3 separate regions of the Homo sapiens genome follow, and regions 2 and 3 are each linked to region 1. A link is a loop called in an ENCODE intact Hi-C map of the cell type or tissue named here. Cell type or tissue: dorsolateral prefrontal cortex. All regions are shown on one strand. Each heading gives the region's core, and the rest is flanking DNA. Links, peaks and the distances in the headings are about the cores only.

Region 1 (7,850 bases), core at 1,697-6,696:
AGACATGAGCAAATCATTTCTATCCATCACAATAAGTAATAGTAGGAAATATGTATTATAACCACAACCTCTGAGATGAAATAACCTGAGTTACAATCTTGCCTCTATCACTTCCTAGCTAGGTTCCCTTATTTAACCTCAAGTCCAATTTCATCAATGGCACCTACTTCATAAGATTGTTGGAAGGATTACATGAGTTGAAATCTGTAACATACATAGAGACAGGCTTGGCACTCGCAAGCTTTCATTAAATGCTAGTTATTAAAACAAATGTTAAAAAGTATGAGAGAACAAAAAATAAGACTATATGGGATGAGGGCTGAGTGGAGGAGTAGCCATCATGGGTCGGCGGGGGACCTTGAAAAAAAAGCAGAAATTTGCACATCAGTATTTAGGACTTTAGGACCTTTTATCTATATTTCAAGAAATAAAGAATAGAGGATTATTAGGATATCATCTAGTTCCAAAATACAATATCTATAGAATATTATCTAATGTAACATGTTTAGTAAACTCCTGCTGAGTATTGAATTTTAAATTCAAAGTAGTTTTGAAAAAATAAGTTGTTTTAATGAAATTAATTCACATGTCATTACGTGTGACTATACAGGCAAGCTTGATACGATTATCCCGGAGGATATTCTGGTCCCTATGTAATACTATTGGAAGTGAAAAGAGAATATTTATTTCCAGGATTTATAACACAGCATAAAGACACAAACTTTAAGTATGTATTGTGCTTCAATAGAGTTGCCTACAGCTTGTTAAATCCAATTAATAAACACAATAGACACATTCACTTTTTTATTTTTAAGCAAAGTTACTGAATTTGTTCTATTTGCTATTTTGTATTTCTGATTACAAGATGCTGTCCCCTGCTGTTTGCTAATGATTACACCAGCTATAGTCACGAACATACAGTGAAATAAGATAACAGTTTTGTTTAATGTCTCACATCTACAAATCAGAGAAGAACAAAAGTAGAAATCTGCATGTCCGTAGAACAAATCTAGCATGCTAGCACTGTGCCTCCTCTTCTCCCAAGTCATGTCATTTCAATAAGCATTTTGTCCTCTCCATGCTTTTGGTAACTAGATGGGCTAATGGGAAGGGTGGTGGTGTAATATTATTTCTTCTGAAAGAGCTTTTATAGAAATTTTTACTTGAACACATACTCTGTCATTGTTAATAGTACCTGGCAACCTCTACTGCATAAATATCTATAATTATGTTTTTTTTCAGCAACAATTTGGTTTGCATGTGTACTTTCATGACAGTTAGCTTGTTTACTACTTATTCCAATTCTTTTTGGGTGAGGTCATTCAGTGACAAATGTGGTATTGCCATCCTCTGAAAGGGTTACAAATTCATGCCTGGCATTCAGGGCAGAAAATGACAGCCTGCATGCTGATAATTGATATACAGCTGTTCCCCATGTTACCAAAACCTTAATGTTATCGCAAAACTGGAAGAACTGGCATTGAGTAGATCTGGGTTCAAATTTTGGCTGTGTCATTTACCAAGTTTGTGATTTTAAGCTTCATTTTTTCCATCTTCAAAATCTCTCAGGGTGTTGTTTTGAGTACTAAATAAGGTGATATATATGAGAAAAGTGTAACAAAAAACCATGCCATATGGATGCTCAATAATGACTGGTTCAATCTAAATCTAAAAATGAAAGCCATGTGACGAATTCAAGGTCATATAGTGTGAATGAGTCAATGATGTGGGTAAAGATACTGTAGCTGCTGAAGGGGAAGGTTAACAGGAAAGAGAAGCTGTTCCTTTTTCCATTTTGGCCAAATAGCACTTACCTGTCCCTGCTGCTTTGCCTAATAGATTAATTCATTCTGATAGTATTAAAGATGTCTGGTAGAGAGCTAATAATCAGCTCTGAAAAAAACAAATCATTGGCCTTCCTTTGCTGTCAAAATCCCTAAAAAGAAAATTTTCATTTCAAATGGCTTCTAGCTTACTTCAGAATCAGAGGATAGACTCCTTTGAAGCTATCTAGTGCAGCTAGTGAATGTACTTTTTAATCGTTTATTAGTGGATAAACTATAATTAGCATATAAGGGTAAGAGCTTCAAAACACAAATTAAAGTCAACTGCCCACTAGTGTTTTGAATCAATCAATACAGCATTCACTTAAAAATAGAAGCAATGCCATTAACCCTCGAGAAATTCACATTTTCATGTAATTCATAACATCAAAGCTCTCCAAAAAGATGGGGAAATTACAATAAATCACAATCCATGTGTAAGGAAAAGTCTTTCCTCTTGCATGTACTGACATCTGAGATGCACGTTACAGCATGCTCTCAGTATGCAAAGAACATTACAGATGAAATTTTTTTAACTCAAACAAGGAAATACCGTGGAGTATAATGGGAACAGAAGAGGAAAAAAATAGCATTTTGTATAAACTTAGATATGTCTCTGATGTTCTCTTAATAAATCTTTTCTCCTTTCTGTTTGATGCTACCTTCCGTTATGATTTACTCACTTTCTTTAAAACTGTTTTTAAACCAAGTACATATTCTGTTCTCTCAAAAATAAAGAAAATCAGTGCAAAGATCATCACTTAGGGCATACAAAACAGAGGAACATTTATTTAATCTATTCCATATATATATATATAGTACTGTTTAAATTATCATTCCTAATTTTATTGATTCCTATCTCAAGGTTACATACATAAATGACATAAAGTGAATGCCCATAGATTAACTGAAAGGGCCTTATGAAAATTATACATTGGAGAAAGAAACCAATGTAAACATAATATTAATAGCATTATTTTGTTGGCCCAGTCCCTCTAAGGAGACCCAGTGAATTTGAAATGTGCCAACTATTTCTCTAACACGAGTTAATGGAAAAGTCCACATCCTGGAGCAGGGGATGTTGGAATTGAGTTGTCAAGCTGTCCTGGATGTCTTGTACAAACTGAACAGGCCAATTTACTGCAACACTGCATAGGCTGAAGGCTACTATCTCGCCTTTACAGTTGCTTCCTCCTGGTAAGATTATCCTGCTCGACCGCAGCCTCCCTCCCGAGTAGCTTTTAAGCTACTCTGGATTCTTTCTGATGAGCCTATTCTTTTTTTTTATTTATTTATTTTTATTATTTATTTGAGACGGAGTCTTGCTCTTGTCTCCCAGGCTGGAGTGCAATGGCCCAATCTCGGCTCACTGCAACCTCCGTCTCCCGGGTTCAAGCAATTATCCTGCCTCAGTCTCCCGAGTAGCTGGGATTACAGACGCGCGCCATCGCTCCCGGCTAATTTTTGTATTTTTAGTAGGGACGGGGTTTCACAATGTTGGGCAGGTTGGTCTCGATCTCCTGACCTCATGATCCGCCCACCTTGGCCTCCCAAAGGGCTGGGATTACAGGCGTGAGACACCGCGCCCGGCTAAGCAATAGTACTGTGTTAATCCTCAGCTTGGGACCAGTGTGCTTGACTGGGAGAGGCTCTTAACCTGCAACCTGAAAGCAACAGCTTTGTGTGTTTGGTGATAATTTTGAATCTTAGTGGTGATTTGATTTTAATGTCTTCCTCTTTGTAGCTCAAAACTCCTGGATTTCTGGATGAAAACAGGCAAGCTTTTTGAAAAAACTGACTTCTCCCACACAGCCTGAACCTCCCAGCGTGGGGGTTGCTTTTAGACTCAGCTGTTCTGGCTCTGCCCTCCAGGTGGCAGCAGAGCCACATCTCTGAAGCTCCAATCCCCTCTTCCCTGACTTCAAGTGTTAATGCAATTGACCAATCAGTGCTAAGATGATGGGAGGTAATTGGGTAATTGTATTTTACTGATCACAAGCAGAGAAAGGGAAAGGAAAAGGGGAAAGAAAGAGGGGCAGAGGAGGGAAGGCGACTGCAGTCCGAAAGGAGCTTTTGGAAGCTAGGACCCTAAGCGTCAGGACGTGGCATTGGTCGAGAGAAAGCCTGGGCTGGCAAGAGCTGCCGCCGGTGCTGGGAGAGCATTTATTTGGGAGAAAAAGAGGGGAGAGAGCAGAGGGAGGGGGAGGAAGAGAGTTCAAACCGAAGTGGATGGAAGGGGACTGGGGTTTCTGCCGCGCAGGGAGCCGTGAGCCAGGGCGATGGCGCTAAGGGCGGCGCGGAGCAGCTGCGCTCCCGAGAACGCGTCTCCTCGCAGAGGACTAGCAGACATCGGGAAGGTCTGCGCCAACGGGAACCAACTTGTGGCTCCAAAATGTACCCAACGCAGCTGGAAATGAGATCAAAGCTGCAGTTGCATTTGAGAAGGATGAGAAGAGCCAGCGATTAGGGAATTTTTTTTTTACCCGTTTTCTTCCTTTTTCTTTTTTTCTTCTTTTTCTTTTTTTCTTTCTTTTTTCGTGTGTGTTTTTTTTAATTTGCCTACCACCCTGTCTGTCCCCTCACTTCGCCCTCCCCATTTGAAATAAAAGCCCCAGTCTCAACTTCCATCACCTCGGCGCTCCCGGAGCCACTACCGGCTGATGGAGGAGAAGGGGACCCGGGGGCTGGCAGGGGCCACCGGCGAGGGACCGCATCCTGCGTCTCCCCCGTGATCCCGGCCCCGACCGCGGAGTTCTGCAACACCTGGAGGATCTGGACCGGGTGCTGGGGGTGGGGGCGGGGACAGAGGAAGGAAAGGCACCCCGAGCCTTAAAAAGAAAAAAAAAAAGTAGCGGGGGGAGGAATGGGTTTCTTCTTGACAGCTGACGGAGCCTTGAAATTTTCCTCCACTACCTCCGCCCCCGCCCCCGCCCCCGCCCCCCGCACTCCATTTAACGTGAGATTATGAAATTGCAGAGGCGGTGGAGGGAAGGAGACAGGATATAACCGGAGTTTGGAGGGGAGAGGGGAAGGTGGCTGGCCGGGTGGCTGAAATCAAAAATTCAATTGCGCACTGGGTTGTGATGAGAAATCTAATCAGATCTTTGGCGAAGGGGCCGGCCGGAAGGATGGAGAGTGGGGGGGAAGTTGCTCCCCAAATTCTTCGAAGGGGAGGCTGGGGAGAGGAATTGACCATGTAAAAGGAGACTTTTTTTTTTGGTGGTGGTGGCTGTTGGGTGCCTTGCAAAAATGAAGGATGCAGGACGCAGCTTTCTCCTGGAACCGAACGCAATGGATAAACTGATTGTGCAAGAGAGAAGGAAGAACGAAGCTTTTTCTTGTGAGCCCTGGATCTTAACACAAATGTGTATATGTGCACACAGGGAGCATTCAAGAATGAAATAAACCAGAGTTAGACCCGCGGGGGTTGGTGTGTTCTGACATAAATAAATAATCTTAAAGCAGCTGTTCCCCTCCCCCCCCCCAAAAAAAAGGATGATTGGAAATGAAGAACCGAGGATTCACAAAGAAAAAAGTATGTTCATTTTTCTCTATAAAGGAGAAAGTGAGCCAAGGAGATATTTTTGGAATGAAAAGTTTGGGGCTTTTTTAGTAAAGTAAAGAACTGGTGTGGTGGTGTTTTCTTTTCTTTTTGAATTTCCCACAAGAGGAGAGGAAATTAATAATACATCTGCAAAGAAATTTCAGAGAAGAAAAGTTGACCGCGGCAGATTGAGGCATTGATTGGGGGAGAGAAACCAGCAGAGCACAGTTGGATTTGTGCCTATGTTGACTAAAATTGACGGATAATTGCAGTTGGATTTTTCTTCATCAACCTCCTTTTTTTTTAATTTTTATTCCTTTTGGTATCAAGATCATGCGTTTTCTCTTGTTCTTAACCACCTGGATTTCCATCTGGATGTTGCTGTGATCAGTCTGAAATACAGTGAGTGACCCTTATTTTCTTATTTATTGGTGAAGAAAATGTCAGTTAATTTGGTGTTCTTGGTCTCTTTATCCTCTCTCCCCCTTTGGTGTTTTTTTTTAAAGAACTGGCTATTGGGGGCCAGAAAATAAGGGAATGGGTGGCCCACGCATTTGCTTCATCAGTCTCTGCTCTCTGATAAGCCAGTTTGCTATAAGGATGCAGGTTGACTGCATCCTGGGCAGACGCCTTTGCAAATGTTCACCAGGAAAAAAAAAAAAAGCTCCCCAAGAAAGCCGCTGCAGTGTCGGGTGCCAGTGCTGTGTGACTGACACTCCAGAATGCATTTAAGTTGTTTGTCAGCCCCGGAGTTAGATGCACAAATGTTTCGCTATTGGAAATCGAAGGGACTCAATTTAAATTTCATTATCCAACCTGACATTGCAGATCAACAGAATGTATTAACACAAAAATATGACAATAAACCAAGGCGATGAAGGGTGGCTTCTGGCTGGTGCGTGGGTGGAGGGAGAAAGGGTGGGTTTTTGGGCAAGGAAGCTGGTGGAGAGAAGTGGCTGTACTTTCCACAATCACTCTTGCATACATATGCCCAGATGTGGTCTTCAGATTACCCGGGTTCACACCAGTGCTAAAAATGAAACAAGGAGGACCTACTTCTCTCCAACTCCACCCCCTTCTAACTGAGGACTTCTTTGGATTACAGAGAGGCTGTGTATAGACTGTAGAGCAGTGGCTTGGGTTTTGCCAGAAACCTTTCCAACATCACCAGTTCACAGCTCCTCAGAAAAAGAAAGAAATCTAGTGTCCTGTGGTAACTTAGAAAAAGCAGCTGAAGAAGAGGTTGTGTTGAGCACTAATACTTCTCATGTGCCAGCTTTGTCTTGGAAAAAGAGGCCAATATAAAAAATAAAGCAGAAGGTGGAAAATGCTTAGAAAGTCTGAGCGCCTGTAGGATCACCTTCCCTCCTCCCCTATAGCTGCCAAAGTCATGGAGCTGGCCTTTTTTACAGAACTTTTCCCCTTCCCCCTTCGCTATTCCTCTCTGGGGCCTTCTATCAGAATCATAGACTCATATAACTTTCGAGCCAGAAGACTCTCCAGAGATCTCAAGTCAATAAAAAAAGGAAACTGAGGCCTAGAGAAGCTATAACTCTTTCATTAATGGCCAAACAGCATGAGACAGGTGACTCACACAAGCCTCAGAACGCCAGGCAAAAGTCAGTTTGGGATCCAAACTGGACAGGTATACATAGCCTGGCTACTCCTGTATTTTGGATGCCGTTTTATGAGTAAGGGTCAAAGGAAGGCACATTGGTCCTGAGAGCTTGAAATAAAACTTCTGCCAGTTTAGACCTCCAGGGTTACAAACTCCAACATTCATTTTCTCTCTTCCCTTCCTCCCTCTCTCCCTCTTCCTTTCCTCTTTTCCTTTCTATAGCATAGTTTAGGTAACCTTGGCTTGAATACCATTTAAAAAAAAATAAGATCGACAACTCTGACATATCCCAAAGGAGATGAAAGGCAGCACTCTCCTGGGTCCCTTCTTAGTGTTTAATCCTGTGAGTGGTGGTCCCCAGAGAGTCATTAAAGAACTGTAGAGTTAGATTTATATTAGAGAGGTGATAATATAAACCAGAAACACACAGCTGAAAGCATCTGAGCCTGTTCTTACACTCACATCATCTATTCTTATCCTTTTCATTACTCCTTAACTAAACTAGCCTACAGCTGAGCACTTCTCTAATTTATTTTTCTGGGCACATGTTTCCTGTTGGAACACAGATCAGGCAATAAATTTACCAACCTATGAAAATAATTGTGCAAGATGGTTTTATTCCCTGAAATCCCCATAGGCTTGTGCATATATTTTCATAGTTCTCTGCACTTTTTTTGCATTCGTTTGCTTATTTGCTTTGTTTTACGTTACCACAGTTAAGTCAGCATTTGTAGACATGGAATGACTCAAGTTATATTAAGTTCCTGCTCAGCTGGAATTTAGCACAATGACAAAGAAAGTAAGAGGAAAAACATGTACTTGATGCTTTTTCACTTTATAGTTGAGTTCCTGGCTTCACATGGGA
Region 2 (7,850 bases), core at 1,780-6,779, 920 kb after region 1:
AATGATAGAGACAGAAAGTAGAATGGTGATTTCCAGGGACTGGGAGGGAGGAATAATGCCATTTGTAGGGTTTAAGTTTTGTAGGATGAAAAGAGTTCTGGTAAAGGATTGTACTGATGGTTGCACAATATAAATGTAGTACTATAGTCCTGTACACTGAAACATGGTTAACACAGAAAAAATTGTTATATTTTCCTACAATAAAACATGGAAAGAAAAGGGCACAAAATAGCCTGTGTGGCCTAACCCTTTAGATAATAAAATATTCAAATCCTTTTTTGATCGAGATTCGACCATGACATGTAATGCTCAAAGAATGGTCTTTAGAAATTAATTTCAAGATTTAAAAAAAAATCTTCACAGTTATACAAATTATTTTATTTCTTTGCTCTAGTTCTCTTTTGTTGAATTGCAATGTTTCATTGTTGCATATTTCATATGTATTTTTTGATTTAGAAAACCATTTTTTCTAAATATTTGTATATCAGTTTAAAAATGATAGTCATTTTATATCTATTTGAGTTTTTATGTTAAGCATATGTCAACCTTTCTGATAGCAAAAAGTAGTTCTGTGGATAGAAAAAATTCAAAATGGTATTTTATTACTAACCATAATTTTCTCTTTATTTCGGAATTTTTGTTTTTCTATACTTTTCTAGCACATCGTATATTTTATCTAAATGTAATTGCTTAAAATAGTCAGCATTCTTATGTCAAATATAAAATGTGCTTCATCAATATGTTCCATCTTTAGAGAGATTCAGAAGATCTCATACATAATCTTTGAATTTCCCCAAAGATGTCATTATTTGGCACAGTTGAGGTTCTGTCTCCCAGTAAATATTCAAACTCTGGTCACTCACAGCCAGAGTGCTTCTGGATTTGGGCCAAAATTCTGTCTTTTATACCTTTATTTATATCAACCAAGTTATCATTATCATACTTTTGACCCCAATAATCTTTTAAAGAAGACTACAGTGTTTTTTAAAATGTAATTAAATATTTTTATACAAAATAATTCTATCATTCAATGACCATCTAAAAACCAATGTAAGGAATTGGTATCATACTTCATGCATATCATGTTTAGACATACGTATATATACAAACAACTTATGAATGGTTTAATTTTGCAAAATATTCCTCAGGCACTGTGAGAGTAAAGATAGTGCTCAAAGTTGTATAACTATATAACCACAAATCATAACCCAAATAGAGGTAACAAAGTGGGTGTTCTGCCATGTTGAGAATTGTTATTTCATTTTAAATAACCTATTATATTCCCCTATTTGGGCTGACATGTTTCTGTGATTTATGAGACTCTCAAAAGTACAGGGCTTTTGCCTGTTCAGTATCTGTTTCAATATCTACCATCTTCAAAACCCTAAATAAGGCTGGGTGTGATAGCTCACACCTGTAATCCCAGCACGTTGGGAGACCGAGGCGGGCAGATCATTTGAGGTCAGGAGTTCAAGACCAGCCTGGCCAATATGGTGAAACCCCATCTCTACTAAAAATACAAAAAATTAGCTGGGCGTGGTGGCACATGCCTGTAGCTCCAGCTACTTGGGAGGCTAAGGCATGAGAGTCGCTTGAGCCTGGGGAACTGGAGGTTGAAAAGAGCCGAAATTGCACCACTGAACTCCAGCCTGGGCAGTGGGAGTGAGATCCTGTCTCAAAAAAACAAAAACAAAACAAACCCAAAAAACCCTAAACAGGATGGACCAGTGAATAATTTGGCTTCTGTGTATGATTTACTATTCTGAAAAGGGACAATCTGGATTCAGATTCAAGCTGTATCCAGACTCTAGAAAGATCCAGAATTTGCAGCTATGCAACCTTGGTTGAGGCGGTCCAAGGAGATTACTGCTTTATCCTGTTTTCAGTTCCAATCTCCTTAGGACCTTGCCAAGATAACATTAAGGTAGCCTCAATGTAGTATCACATAATTATCCCACTTGGCTTCCAAGTAGAATAAATTCTGTAAGTTGGCTAAATACTAATTAATATCCACCTTGAACAGAAGTAGAAAGTGAGGCTCAAAATTCAGTGATTTGTCCAAGGTTACATGGCTACTAAGAGCCAACCTGGTTAAAATTGAGGACAATTAAAACTGAGGCATAAAAAATGCATTTAGTATGTCATGTCATATCCATGCTTTATGGCAAATAAACTCAGTTGGGAAATCAGGAGTTAAGACATTTGGTATTTGTTTTGAATCTTGAAAAAAGGATTTCCATCAATGGTGATAATTGAGATATGTATCAAAAATAGAGCCACTAGTGTAAGCAAAGCCACTCTAAGGGAAAACCAAGGAGTACATGTGGCACTAAAGGAAAAGTCTAGGTGTATAGGGCAGGAAGATAGAATATGAGGTTTTATGGAACAGGATGGGAAAAGTTGTAGAGAGCCTTGAATGCCAGTATATGAATTTGACATATGATATAATTGTCATTATTTAAGCATTGGAATTGTTGGTATGTGAACAAGAGAAGTTAGGATAAGATTTATACTTTAACAAGAATTGGATAGCAGCAATATATGAAATTTCTTGGAAGGCAGATAATGTCATTTGGTAGGCCAGTTTGGGTGCTATTACAAACCAGCCCAGGTAGGCAATGAGGATTGAAATTGGTGGCACAAAAATATTGCAAACAAAGGAAAGAAGTAATACACATTTAAGTATCGCTTTTATGAAATTTCACTTCTACTTAGATAAAGAATTAAAAAAAATATTCTGGCCAGGCGCAGTGGTTCACGCCTGCTTCATGATTGGGAGGCCAAGGCGAGTGGATCATGAGGTCAAGAGATTGAGACCATCCTGGCCAACATGGTGAAACCCCATCTCAACTAAAAATACAAAAATTAACTGGGTGTGGTGGCGTGCCCCTGTAGTCCCAGCTACTTGCGAGGCTGAGGCAGGAGAATCACTTGAATCTGGGAGGTGGAGGTTGCAATGAGCCAAGATTTCACCACTGCACTCCAGCCGGCAACAGAGTAAGACTCTGTCTCAAATAAATAAATAAATAAATAAATAAATAAATAAATAAAAATTTAAAAAAAAGATTCTAAGACAATTCTAACTCCGTGAGATCTGAAAAGCGATGAACAGAAATAACATAGCAGGAGGTGCTCGTTTTAAGTTTTTTTAAGACTGCTACCTTTGACAACCCAATTAACCCATTGTTTTTAACTCAGAGCTTAAATATTGTAAGATTAATAGCTCGTACTCATTTTGACTACCATTTTGCACATTATTTCATTTAATTCCTTAAAGTAATCCTATAAGTTTTTATGCACCTGAGGAAATTGAAGTTCAAGGATCTAAAACAACATTTCCAGAATCATAAAGCTCCAAAGAAATAAAGACAGAATTTTAATTTAAACCCTCAATCTTTGGAGTTTGTGCTTTTCATCTAATATCTTATTATCTTTGTTTTATAAATACAATAGAAGTAAGACTATCATAGGGACCTCTCTAAAGTTGGAGAGTTTTTTACCTGTTTATTATATTTAATAGACATTTATTTTCCTGCAAACTTGGAAACAAAATTTTGATATTTATTACATTTTCTGGCAGGGCATTGGAAATTTTTGAAGAGGGGTCAGACTGCTTACTGGGAATTTTATTATCTATAGGAAGGAGAGTTAAGCCTTAAAATATACAACTATCTCTTTTATAACATTTAATGGAAATGGAAGAGACATAATAAATAAACACATATTTCATATCTTTTGTATACTTTATAATATTAAACCAACTGCAGATGTGAGGATGTCTTGAGAAAAAAAGTGATCACTATGATTTCTGTTACAAAGGCATAATTGGGATCGGAAGAGTTGAAGTGATGACCACAAGATGGTAGAGCAGTAAGTTCCAGGCTAGCCCTTAGTCCTGCCTAACTGAACACATTATTTTTTCTATTTGTAATCATTGATGGTAGAAGTAAAAGAGTAAGAGCTACTATGCATTTATTGATATAGCGTGTGTGTTAGGTTTACTGTTGCTGCCATTTTTTTGTAAGGATATTGAACTATCACTCAAATATTAATATAAGCATGAATAAGTCAAAATAAACAAATTTTAAAATACATATGATTGACACTACTCTAAGCCAGAATCCTTTACCTGCAAAAGTAAAAAACACCAAATGGCTTCAGAAACTTGTAGATAAATAAGTCAGTGCAAAGTCTAAAATTAAGTTGATATTTGTGTAAATTCACTAAAATGCTCAATAATTCATTGAGCAGCCTTCTTAAAAATATGATTAAAACAATCCAGTAACTTAGGAATAGCAGAATCAAATATACAGTTTAATTGAAGGCTATGAATTCATATCCCTCATCAGATGTGTAGTTAATGTACATTGAAATTTTTGCGTAAGTGTTCTGATTCAGTAAAAAGAATAGAGTTGTATTTAAAATCACAACTTTTCTAACGATTACATAATATATTGAATAAAGTAGCATTTAATCCCTTTAAGCCTCAGTTTCTTCTTCTGTAAAACAAGGATTATCTACACTGCAATATCACAACTTAGGATAAAATGAGGATGCTTATCATGTACACCCCTTACTCCTTGTGATGCATGATACTCAGCTATATACTTCACTTCACTTCGATTTGTGTCTCCACTTTACATCTTCTAGCGTCCCACAGGGCACATCTGAGGATGAATTAACACAGCTCACAATATGGATTTCCACCAATAGGTGGCACTAGTGATTTCTTTAATTTTCATTTTCAAACAAAATGAGAGCATTTATATTTAAAGTTAACAAAATATAGTCCCTTAATACAAGAAAGACTAAGAAAAAAAGAAAATTCTGATTACTTCAACTTTCTGCTGAGAAACAATAAGAATTCATGCAGACCATCTTTCACAAAATTTTACGATGTAAATTACATAGATGGTGATTGGTGTCTTATCTTGGAGAATACGACCTAAGATGAAAAAAAAAAATTATATGTGTATATGCGTAATCTCATAAGACTAGAGAAATACTCAAATATTTATGCACCCCGAGTATTAATTCTTAAAAGAAGCTGTCTGTAGACAATATTCTCTGTTACTTTCTTCATTTTGTATTCCTTACTACAATGATGTCTACCTTAATATGGCAAATTATTTTTAATGTCAATAGACTATTTCTTTTGCCTGATAACATGGCAAGCTAATGGATTTTGCAAGAAAAAAATCACTATAAAATGTCAACAATTGATAAATACTATAAATATTCAAAGAAACTGTCTCACTGAAGTTCTGATATATATCTGTTAATATCTCACTCTGGATATGACAGGCTGTTTTTTTCTTTAAGAAATCAGGTTAAATGTAAATTCAGCTGACAATATCACCTAATAAGTTTCATGTTGCTATGCATAAAAGCCAGTGTTTTCTATTACAATAATAAAATGCATATCTCTATTATGAATAAGGTACACCTAGCTCCAGGCAGGGTTAATATAACTGGAGCAATTTCCATTCATCATCATATGAAATTATTTTACTCAACACAAATAAAAATTAATTCAGTTATTCAGTAGAAAGATATTTGGTGCCTGTTTTGTGCCAAGCACTAAGATAGACACTGGAACAACAACTTGAATTAAATAACCTGTTACTCATTCATTTGATTCTACCTGTTGTATAGGTTTTGCAATAATATGTCTGAAAAATTAATCAAAATACATGTTGTATGCCTTGCCAATTTCTATAAAAAATGGGATCACAACAATCTAGAATATTATGGGCATGGATTATTCTAAGTTCTATTACCATTGTGTGAAGAACAGGGTTGGTAGAGAAAAATACTTTCCTTACTGGTTCTCTCTTGGAATTCTTGAGGTTTCTCTATATATTCACTACGGTAAGACCTTGGAGAGACCAGTTTTATGCCTTCAATTTGTTTCTTTTTCCTTGTTCCTAATGGTAGAGTAGTAAAACTCCTGTCCTGTTTCTCATTTTTTTTTTTCCTGGAGAAGACAGCAGCCTGTATCTTATGCATCTTATTTCTTTTTCCTCTGCAAAATTCATACTCAATATAATAACTCAAGAATTGGTGTTATGAAAGTACCAGAGGTTCAGTCTAGGTCCTACTGCTTGCCACACAGAAAGTCAATAACTGAGGCAATAATTATTGCCAAGGAAGAAGCCTATAATTGGGTGCTACAGCTGAGGAGATGGGAGCTCAGACTCAAATCCATCTCCCTGAATTACTAAAACTAGAGGTTTAAATAAAAGGAAAGAAATGCAACAGTGTGGCTGGGTACCTGTAATCCTAGCACTTTGGGAGGCCGAAACAGGTGGATCACCTGAGGTCAGGAGTTCAAGACCAGCCTGGCCAACATGGTGAACCCTCATCTCTACTAAAAAAACACAAAAAATTAGCCAGGTGCAGTGGCACGCACCTGTAATTCCAGTTACTCGGGAAGCTAAGGCAGGAGAATCGCTTGAATCCGGTAGGCGGAGGTTGCAGTGAGCTGAGATGACACCACTGCACTGTAGCCTCGGCTACAGAGTGAGACTTCCTCTCCAAACAAGAAGGAAAGGAAAGGAAAGAAGGAAAGGAAAGGGGAAAAGGAAAGAAAAGGAAAAGAAAAGAAAACAGGAACTAGAGAGGGGCAAGGAAACAATCATGATGAATTTAGGGTTTGACATCTGGATGGGATTGTCTAGATGTGGTGGTCTGGTGAGTTTCAGTTCTTTGATACTTTATTTTTGAGAGACCTAAAGGTCATTTCCTGAGTAAGGAATTCAGATAAAACAAATTTCAAAAAGTTTCAAGTTTTAAGACCAAAAGGGTCAATTTGATTATACGTTAAAAACAGGCTGGGTGTGGTGGCTCACGCCTGTAACCCCAGCACTTTGGGAGGCCGAGGCAGGTGGATCACAAAGTCAGGAAATCGAGACCATCTTGGCTAACATGGTGAAATCCCATCTCTACTAAAAATACAAAAAATTAGCCGGGCATGGTGGCAGGTGCCTGTAGTCCCAGCTACTCGGGAGGCTGAGGCAGGAGAATGTCATGAACCCAGGAGGTGGAGCTGGCAGTGAGCCAAGATCGCACCACTGCACTCCAGCCTGGGTGACAGAGCGAGACTCCATCTCCAAAAAAAAAAAAAAAACAAAAAACAACAACAAAAAAAACACATTTTTGGGACTATTGTGAATCCATTCAGTCTATTTATCAATTTCTCAGTCATGGGAAATCTGGTCATTGATCTTTCTGGATGCTTTATGCTGAGGAAGGGCATCATGGGCAGCTCCATAACAAGGGTGACAGTGTGGCCACCGAGGAATCAAAGGTTAATCTAATTCCATAGTTGTCTTCTGAAACACAATCTATCTCCAGTCCCCAGTTTCCATCAAAGACAAATCACAGCAGGACCAATATACCCACAAAATAAGCTTCAGTCTCACATACTTGGCCTGGTCTATGGGACCATGAGGTTGGTTTGACTGGTATTGTATTTGCCATGGTTGTTCGGGAATAGATTGGTCATCCCTTGAAGGCATTGGCTTAGTTATCCTCTATTAAAACAAATCCTACTGCTTTCATCCTCCTACGTCATCGCAGTTTGCTTCACTCTATCGCATAACTTTATATTTATCTCTACAAGCTGTTTAAGGGCATTGTTAAGACTTTTAATCTATATTAAGAGGCATATAAAATATCATATCTTACCTTGCACAAGCACAAAATTCTATAAAGATTTATTTATTAAGGACTAACTCCAAGGGGTCAAGGAAATCTTCACCAAACAGCAACAACTGGCTTTAAGTTAATTTGTATGTCTCAATAACTAAGTCACATTATCTCAAAAAGCATTAATTTAAAACCACTGA
Region 3 (7,850 bases), core at 1,780-6,779, 160 kb after region 1:
CACATGTCAGAAAGAAAAATCAAGTCCCTACAATCTATCCATGAGTTAATATCAAATCTAAATTCCTTGTCTATTTTGTATATTCTGGTGTTATTTCATTTATTCTACTTACTACTCCACTGCCTATGTCATGTTTACTTTCATATATTCCCTACCCAACTTGTGCCTGTTTTCAAATAAACTCTTTCTCTTTTCTTGATGATGATGATTATTGTTTAGAGATAGTGTCTTGCTATGTTGCACAGGCTGGGCTCAGATTCCTGGGCTCAAGTGAACCTTCTGCTTCAGCCTCCCAAGTAGCTGGGACTACAGGCATGTGCCACCACGCCTGGTTCTTTCCGTTTTTTCTCTCTTTCTGCTCTGTTAGTGTATGTTCCTTATTGTGTGCTGCTATAATACCTCATTCTAAAGAATAGAGAATAGAATTTCTCTAGGATTTTCTGCTGCATTATAATTCCTGGCTTACTCACCTGTGAATCATACTGCACTGTGAGATTCTTGATGAGATACACTTGGCCCTAAGTGTCAAGAAATGAGCATTGTGCTTGAAATTTGGTAGGCACTCAAAAAATATTATTGAAGGAAAGTGCCTGTTTTTTTTTCTCTCTTAAAATGCTAGACCTTTTGCTTATTCAAATCTACATATCCCCTAGATCCACTGTCCACATACCTTTCACTGATTGCTCAAGCCTCACTGGTTCTCTCTGAACACCCAGACTACTTACAAGGATCTACGCAATCATACACACTCCCTCAGTGGAGCATGTTGGCAATGGTTTATGACTATTGTTTATACTGGGCTTGTCTCAGTACCCTGTTACAAATGATCAATGATGGCAAGTTACTGAATTGGAGTTCCCTGGTAGGTATAGCGTTAGAGAATATACTTAGAATCATATATTATTATAGCTGAAATGACTTTAGAGATTATCTTTCCCCGCACTCTACTATAAAATAAATCCCAGACATCTTTAGTGCTTCGCCTGGGGTTATAAATATGTTTTTGGTTACTCTCTAGGAAATTAGGGTTTTGTACTATTTAATAATGAACAAGGAAGTAAGTACTTGGTAAAACGTTGGGAGGTGATTTTAAAATCTGAATGACTCTATATACATGATATTTGTTCTCTTCGGATTGCCTTGCATGGTAATTTAAATTGCATTGCTCATTATAAAAATCCATACACCTTCTGGGTATATTGTTGGTTTGTTTGTTTTCAACCTATAAAGGCATTGGTGACCTTAGCACAGAGCATTTTCGAAGGATTAATGAGAAGTTGGGGGTTAATGACTATCAACTCCTCCCAGCCAGTCATCAATCCAAAGGAAGCCTGGGAAGCAAGGCTATTAACCGCATTACCAACTTACTGAAATCACATCCTTCTCTGACTGCCTTGCCAAGGACTTACGTTTCAGATAGTCTTCTTAGATCTTTTTTCAAAAGCACTTCTTTAGTTACTTGCTTTGTCATTAACCTAGATGAAAACAAAATATATATGGAAAATAATTTTCTACATATTTTGATTAAACATAATTTGAAATACTCAGCCCTTTTTATACGCTTTTCTCTCCCCTATATTTTTCAAACTGAAAGCCTAGAGCAAATCAGCCTATTGTGCATCCCGAGAAGCTAAAACATATGACCAGTTTCTGCAGTTTACCCTCTCTCCAACACTAGATTTGTTTATTGAGGGAGGATCCTTATTGGGGTTTTGGTTATGTTTGTTTTAATAGAATATTATTTTTTATTTATTTCTTTTATATGGTTGTTTTTCCACTAATATTCATAAGTACAGTGTTTTCTCCTTTCGCATCAGGCATGGTCACCCAAAACACCCTAAGAGATAAACATCAATGCATTAGTTAATGCATTACTACATTTTCCTTTGAGGAATAAACTATAGCAAAATGAAAGAAAATTCTGGAACAGAGAAGGTCCCATTTCTGCTCTATTGAGGGAGCACAGGACCTTATTTTATCATTCTGCATCCTGATTCATACATTGCCACAAATTCCTTAAAGAAATGACGTGGAGTGACAAAATGTCACCAGTGTACTGGTGTTTAAGTTGTTTGGCAAAGATTGCTGTTACCAGGGTAGACTACCTCCCAAGACCCTTCCCAACGGGCATTTGTTTTGAGGAATTTACTCAAGACCTGGGTTTTCACTCTCAGAAATTTGATTTTGGTAGCTCATTATGAGAAGGTTGTAAATGTACTTGCTAAACACGTAAGAAATTGATATATAGAGCAGAATGTCAATTCGCTAATTTATAGCTAGAACTCTAACAGACCTTTCAAGCACTTCAGTCTATCAATTATTTTGTATGGAACTTAAACTTTTTTGCAGCCATAAATCTCTTTGAGAGTATGATGTTAAGACTAATGAATAATCTTTCTATAAAAATATATAATCACATTTAAACAAAAATTGGCGTATACTTTCAGGAGGTTCATAAATGATTTGAAACCCATTAATAAACTTCTTAGGAACCCATGATGGTACTGTACAATTTCATGGAAAAGGAAATAATAATCAAATACGGATATTGATGAAAAATAAAACTAAGAGAACTTAATTGTATGATTCAAATTGTTTTAGTGTTATATTATTATAGTTGACGCATCAACCATTCTCCATATACGGACTTTAACTGTCATCAGTGCTAGACGAATAATGGAAACAATGAAGACAATAACAAATATTCCTACAGTATTGATTATGTACAAGACACTGTTCTAAAGCTTTCTATATTAACTCATTTATCCTCACAATAATAGAGTCCAAAATCACAACACTCAATCCCCAGGCAGTTTCACGGAAGGGTACTACAAAAATTTGTGTCTCTGATTTTTAAGTCTCTATGTACTATTAGTGTCTGCTTAGTTGTGTAAGCAGCTAGAAATCTGCAACAATCAACCTTTTCTTGAGGCCACATATTTATTCCTATATTGAGCATACATAATATACAAGATACTCTGGATGTAATATTTAGGATACAGGTTACTGCTGCTAAGGATAGATTTTTACCCTAAACCGTCATTTTCAATCCCCTATTTACATGCTGATTTTTGGTAATTTACTTCTTCACAATCTTAATATATAAATTTTCATTTGTTTATATGGAGGGTGACAAGGAGTAATTATTGAGCCCTCTCTTTGCCATTTAAACTAAGTTTTATACCTTTTCTATCTTTTTGGTTCACATATAAGTCTTAGCAATGGACTTCAATACATTATGTTTTTATAAAATTAGTTTATCAATTTGGCTGCTGACTATGAATTAAAATATGTGACACATTTCCGTAATTCAATTCAGCTAATATTTATTGAATGCCTAAATATCAACCAGTTTCTGTCTTTGAGAAAACTTATGAAGAAATAGGTTGAACACATTCCCAAACATTTACATGCAAACGTGGATTTGGTAAGTGTTATAGTCTTGGCTTTACGGACAATTTAGGGAAAGGATGGATTTATACTGATCAATAAGGCTGATGACAGCCTAGTAGAAAGAGCCATTGTAAAATTGGCTCTGACTGGGTACAATTTTGATTTAAAAAAAAATCAGAGTAGGTAATTTCAATCTAAAGTAAGAAGGAGCAAGTCCCCAAAGAGGAAAAGTAGAGGGAGTATTTTTAGAGTCGGAACACACTGCAGCCTAGACTGTATTAAGAACAGTGGGAGATACAACTGGGAAAGCAGAATGGCACAGCACTATGGAGGGGCTTACATGTCACACAAAGGCAGTGGTTTTCAAAGAGGACAGTTTTGCCCCCCAGGGGACATTTGGCAGTGTCTGGAGACACTGTAGATTGTCACAACTGAGGTTGCTACTGGCATCTAGTGGGTAGAGGCAGTAAGGGATTTAGGCTTAATTCTGTAGGCACTGGGGAACTATTGATGGGCTATGCTTTCTTGCACTGTGATTGTCTAGGCTCCCATGTGTTGTTACACTAAGTCTGCAAAATGTTGCTTTGAAAATCTCCTATGGGAAAAATATGAAAAGAAAAGACCACTTGTGGAGATAAGGAATAACATGTATTAATCATTAAATGGCCCTTGAACTTGAAGAAAAAAGAAAAAAAACAGGAAGAAAAAAAGAAGCAACAGTTTCATGCATTGTGGGGCTCCAGACTTAAAATATTAGCACAAAGGAGAATGTAGGCATTGTTACAAACAGGCATATTTCTAATCATTGGAGCATTCTGATTTCATTACCTGGAGAGTGAAATATCTAGCAGTACATGGAGCTCGAGATTTTAAATATTTTTCTCTGGTTATACATTTCACTAAAGCAAATTGCTGTCAAAAACATAAACATACCCCCAAACACCTCAAATTCCACCCTATAATTTGAGAAACAAGTTGGTCATCTATATTTTACATTTTCTTAAATAATTAATATCAAAAAGTGAATAAGATCGAAAGGATTCATAAACAGCCAGAAACCTCATGCCAGGTACACTTATCTCTCCAGCATCATGAGAGTGTAAACAGGCAGGAAAAAAAACAAATTATTTTTATTTTTAGCCCTGCCAAGCTGTGACTCTATCCCTGGGTCGGATTTTTTAGCATGAAGTAGATTTGACTTTTTGTTGCTAAGACAAGGTTTGGAGCCGCCATAGCCTTCCCCAGTCCCTTGCCTATTCTATCTTGTTGCTTTAGATTGTGATAGTAGAATTAGAAGATCTTTTCCACCCATGGATTTTTAAATAAATGGTTCAAATGAGTCTCTGTAGCAGGCATGTGGTGGTCAAGAAGCCCCTCCATTTTAAAGTCATTTGCTGACTCTAGGAATTCTCTTCTCTGTTATAAAGTGTTCTGATCCAATGCAGTGACCTGAAAGCTAATCCAGTCCTCCCTAGTTCTGGAGTACATGTAGGTGGGAAGAAGCAAATCATGAAAACAACTAGGCATCCTCTTAGGCAGAAATTTTCAAGGCAATCATGTTATTTTAGGCACATACAGCAGAGGGCATTGTTTGGTCAAACATAAAACAGGGCTGCTACTGATAATAATAGACAGAGAAAAAGAAATAGGGAAATCTCCCCGACTTTATCACCTACCCCATCCCCCTCAAAAAAACATGCAAAGAGACAGTGAGATGATCTTTAAATCACTGTTCTTCTCAGCTCTTTGTAGGAGAAACTTCTATGAAAATAACTACAAACTGGAAAACATTATTCCAAAAATCAATGAAATTCCTGCTATGTGAATGGGGTTCTACTAGGTGTTAGGGATCAATAAGTGAGTATGACATCCTATGGGTCCTTAGTGCGTTTACAGCCTTGACTTAATGAGTTTTCAACCTGCTTCTGTCTGCGTGGGGCACTCATTCATTCATTCATGCATTTAACAAACACTCCATGAGTACTGTTCTAGGTGAATACTGCTGAATAAGGAAGACAAGTCTCTACTCCATGGAAATTAACCTTCCACTGAGGTGAGACAGGCAGTAAGAAAATATGCACCTGAGCGTATGAGAAAAAATAACAAATAGTGATATGTGCTATGAGGAAAATTGAATATAGGTAACTTATTAAATATGACAAAAGGGATACTTTTTGCCAGGTAATCAAAAAGAACTTTCTGAGAAGGTAAAATTTAAAGTGAGCCCAGAATTAAAAGGAAAACCAACCACGCAAAAATCAAAGGATACACATTGCAGGCAGAGGGAATCCTAGTACAAAGGTCCTGAGGCGGGAACAAGGCTGAATCTTTTGAGAAACCACGAAAGGCCAATGGGGTGGAACCGAGAAGGTGGAGTAAGAAAAAGTTGAGAAGTGGGAGAAGCAGACAGAGGTCAGGCTGAGTCTTGGAGACCAAAGCAGTTTGCATTTTGTTCTAAAAAGGTATGGAGCTAATAGGGGTGTTTCAACTAAAAGAATAGCATGAACATATTTTTAATTTAAAAATTCAATCTAAATACTCTAAAAAGAATGAATTGTCATAATGCAGTTAACCAAAGTAGGGAAATTGATGGCAGTGTGTTTAAGAGGTTCAAGTTGGAAATGAAGATAACATATAATCTAGAAAGAGACAATGAGGAAAAGTAGACAGACCCACATTATGTTTTAAGGTTGAATCAGAATAGTGCTGGGCTGCAGGTGAATACAGAAAAAGAAAAGTCAAAGAAGAGTTTAACAATTTTGCCTTGTGCAACTGGTCACATGGTAGCGGCTTTTATGGAGGTTCAGGGGCAAGTTTGGGGATTCGCTTTCAGTGTACACTATGCCATTTAATTCGTGTAATCCTCACAATGTCTATTTATTGTATTGTTATCATCATTCCTACTTAGGAAGGTGCAGCTCGGAGAAGGCCAATTTACCAAAGATCAAACAGTCAGGAATACCAAACCAACCCTCCGGGGCATTTTACTCTAAAGCTGGTTTTTGTTTTGCTGGGTCTTACTATTGTAGATTGGGCATTCTTTTTGTGCTTCAGCATTGTTTCAAATTAGAAAGAGGACTAAAACTAAATGTGTGTTTAGTAGTCCTTTGTGTGCAATCTGCAGCATGGACATGAGCCACTCTAGATATCAAAGATGCCTCTTTTCCTGACTTGCAGATCAGAGATTCCAAAATGATACACTGCTCTTTTTGTGTACCCTGATATTTTCTAACGTGACCATATGCAGAAGCTAATTTTCTCTTCATTGGTATTTCATGCTCAACAGGATTTTAACTGGGGCGTATTAATTTGAACTATACACATCTCAGTAGTCAGATAATCAGATTGGAGATCGGTTCCATTCATTCTAAAGCAATACTAGGGACGTCGATTATTAAAGTCATTTACTTTCTCATCAAAGTCTTCTCTGCAATTTCCTTTAGGGACAAGAGCAGAAACTTTCCAAAACAATATTCTCATCATTCCCTCTCCTGCTTAAAAGCCTCAAGTTTCTAAGTTTTTTTTTATTAAAATACATTCAAACTTTTTTGTTAGGCTTGCAGTGCCCCTCAATTGGGCTAGTTTAACTAACTTCTATAGTGTAAGTCCTTTACTTCCATTAAGACAGTTTTCTTATTATTTTGTGCTCCTACTCCTCTGCTTTCATAAGTAAGCTCCTACCTCCTCCAACACTGCCCCGCCTCCATGCCAATCTATATTCCTTTAAAGACCTGCATAAAATTCCAAATCTCTATATTTTTTTTTTTGCTTTTTTTGAGATGGAGTCTAGTTCTGTTGCCCAGCTTGAGTGCAGTGGCACAATCTTGGCTGACTGTAACCTCCGCCTCCCGGTTCAAGCGATTTTCCTGCCTCAGCCTCCGGAGTAGCTGGGATTACAGGTGCCCACCACCATGCCCAGCTACTTTTTGTATTTTTAGTAGAGACGGGGTTTCACCATGTTCACCAGGATGGTCTCGATCTCTTAACCTCATGATCTGCCCACCTTGGCTTCCAAAGTGCTGGGATTATAGGCGTGAGCCACTACACCTGGCCCCAAATTCTCTTCTTCTTTTTATTTATTTTTTTTTTTTGAGACAAAGTTTCGCTCTGTCACCCAGGCTGGAGTGCAATGGTGCCATCTCAGCTCACTGCAACCTCCACCTCCTGGGTTCAAGCTATTCTCCTGCCTCAGCCTCCCGAGTAGCTGGGATTACAGGGATGCATCAACACACCTGGTTAATTTTGTATTTTTAGTAGAGATGGGGTTCCTCCATGTTGGTCAGGCTGGTCTTGAACTCCCCACCTCAGGTGATTTGCCCACCCTGACCTCCCAAAGTGCTGGGATTACAGATGTGAGCCACCACGCCCGTCCCCAAATTCTCTTCTTAAAGCATTCTCTGATTAGCTATGCCTACATTAATCTCTGGTAATTCTTTATGGCATGTAAATATTGAATG

The links. Peaks named below come from ENCODE experiments on the same cell type or tissue, not always from the same donor. Only the 100,000 strongest peaks of a DNase experiment are listed, where the experiment ranks them.
Region 2: a loop joins it to region 1, with 5 times the contacts of the local background. A loop is called at or near these places in 7 of 110 quality-filtered maps.
Region 3: it touches region 1 in a loop (14-fold over the local background); 19 of 110 quality-filtered maps call a loop at or near these places.

What each region holds. Positions count from the first base shown.
Region 1 is chr11:40,290,112-40,297,961 of GRCh38, reverse strand. The region is part of intron 4 of LRRC4C (leucine rich repeat containing 4C); the gene reads left to right. Among named protein-coding and RNA genes, the nearest start is that of LRRC4C, 1.2 Mb to the left of the region's middle. In dorsolateral prefrontal cortex, for the core only: a CTCF peak has its summit at 3,697 (motif pointing right); DNase peaks (open chromatin) are centred at 3,701, 4,131, 4,517, 6,035 and 2 weaker places; H3K4me3 peaks cover 3,144 bases; H3K27ac peaks cover 3,181 bases.
Region 2 is chr11:39,372,167-39,380,016 of GRCh38, reverse strand. No RefSeq gene overlaps it. Among named protein-coding and RNA genes, the nearest start is that of LINC01493, 730 kb to the right of the region's middle. In dorsolateral prefrontal cortex, for the core only: a CTCF peak has its summit at 4,711 (motif pointing right); no DNase peak of the experiment used is centred there.
Region 3 is chr11:40,126,594-40,134,443 of GRCh38, reverse strand. The region is part of intron 6 of LRRC4C (leucine rich repeat containing 4C); the gene reads left to right. Among named protein-coding and RNA genes, the nearest start is that of LRRC4C, 1.3 Mb to the left of the region's middle. In dorsolateral prefrontal cortex, for the core only: CTCF peaks have their summits at 3,620, 3,819 (motif pointing left), 4,759 and 4,967 (motif pointing right); a DNase peak (open chromatin) is centred at 3,823; H3K27ac peaks cover 906 bases.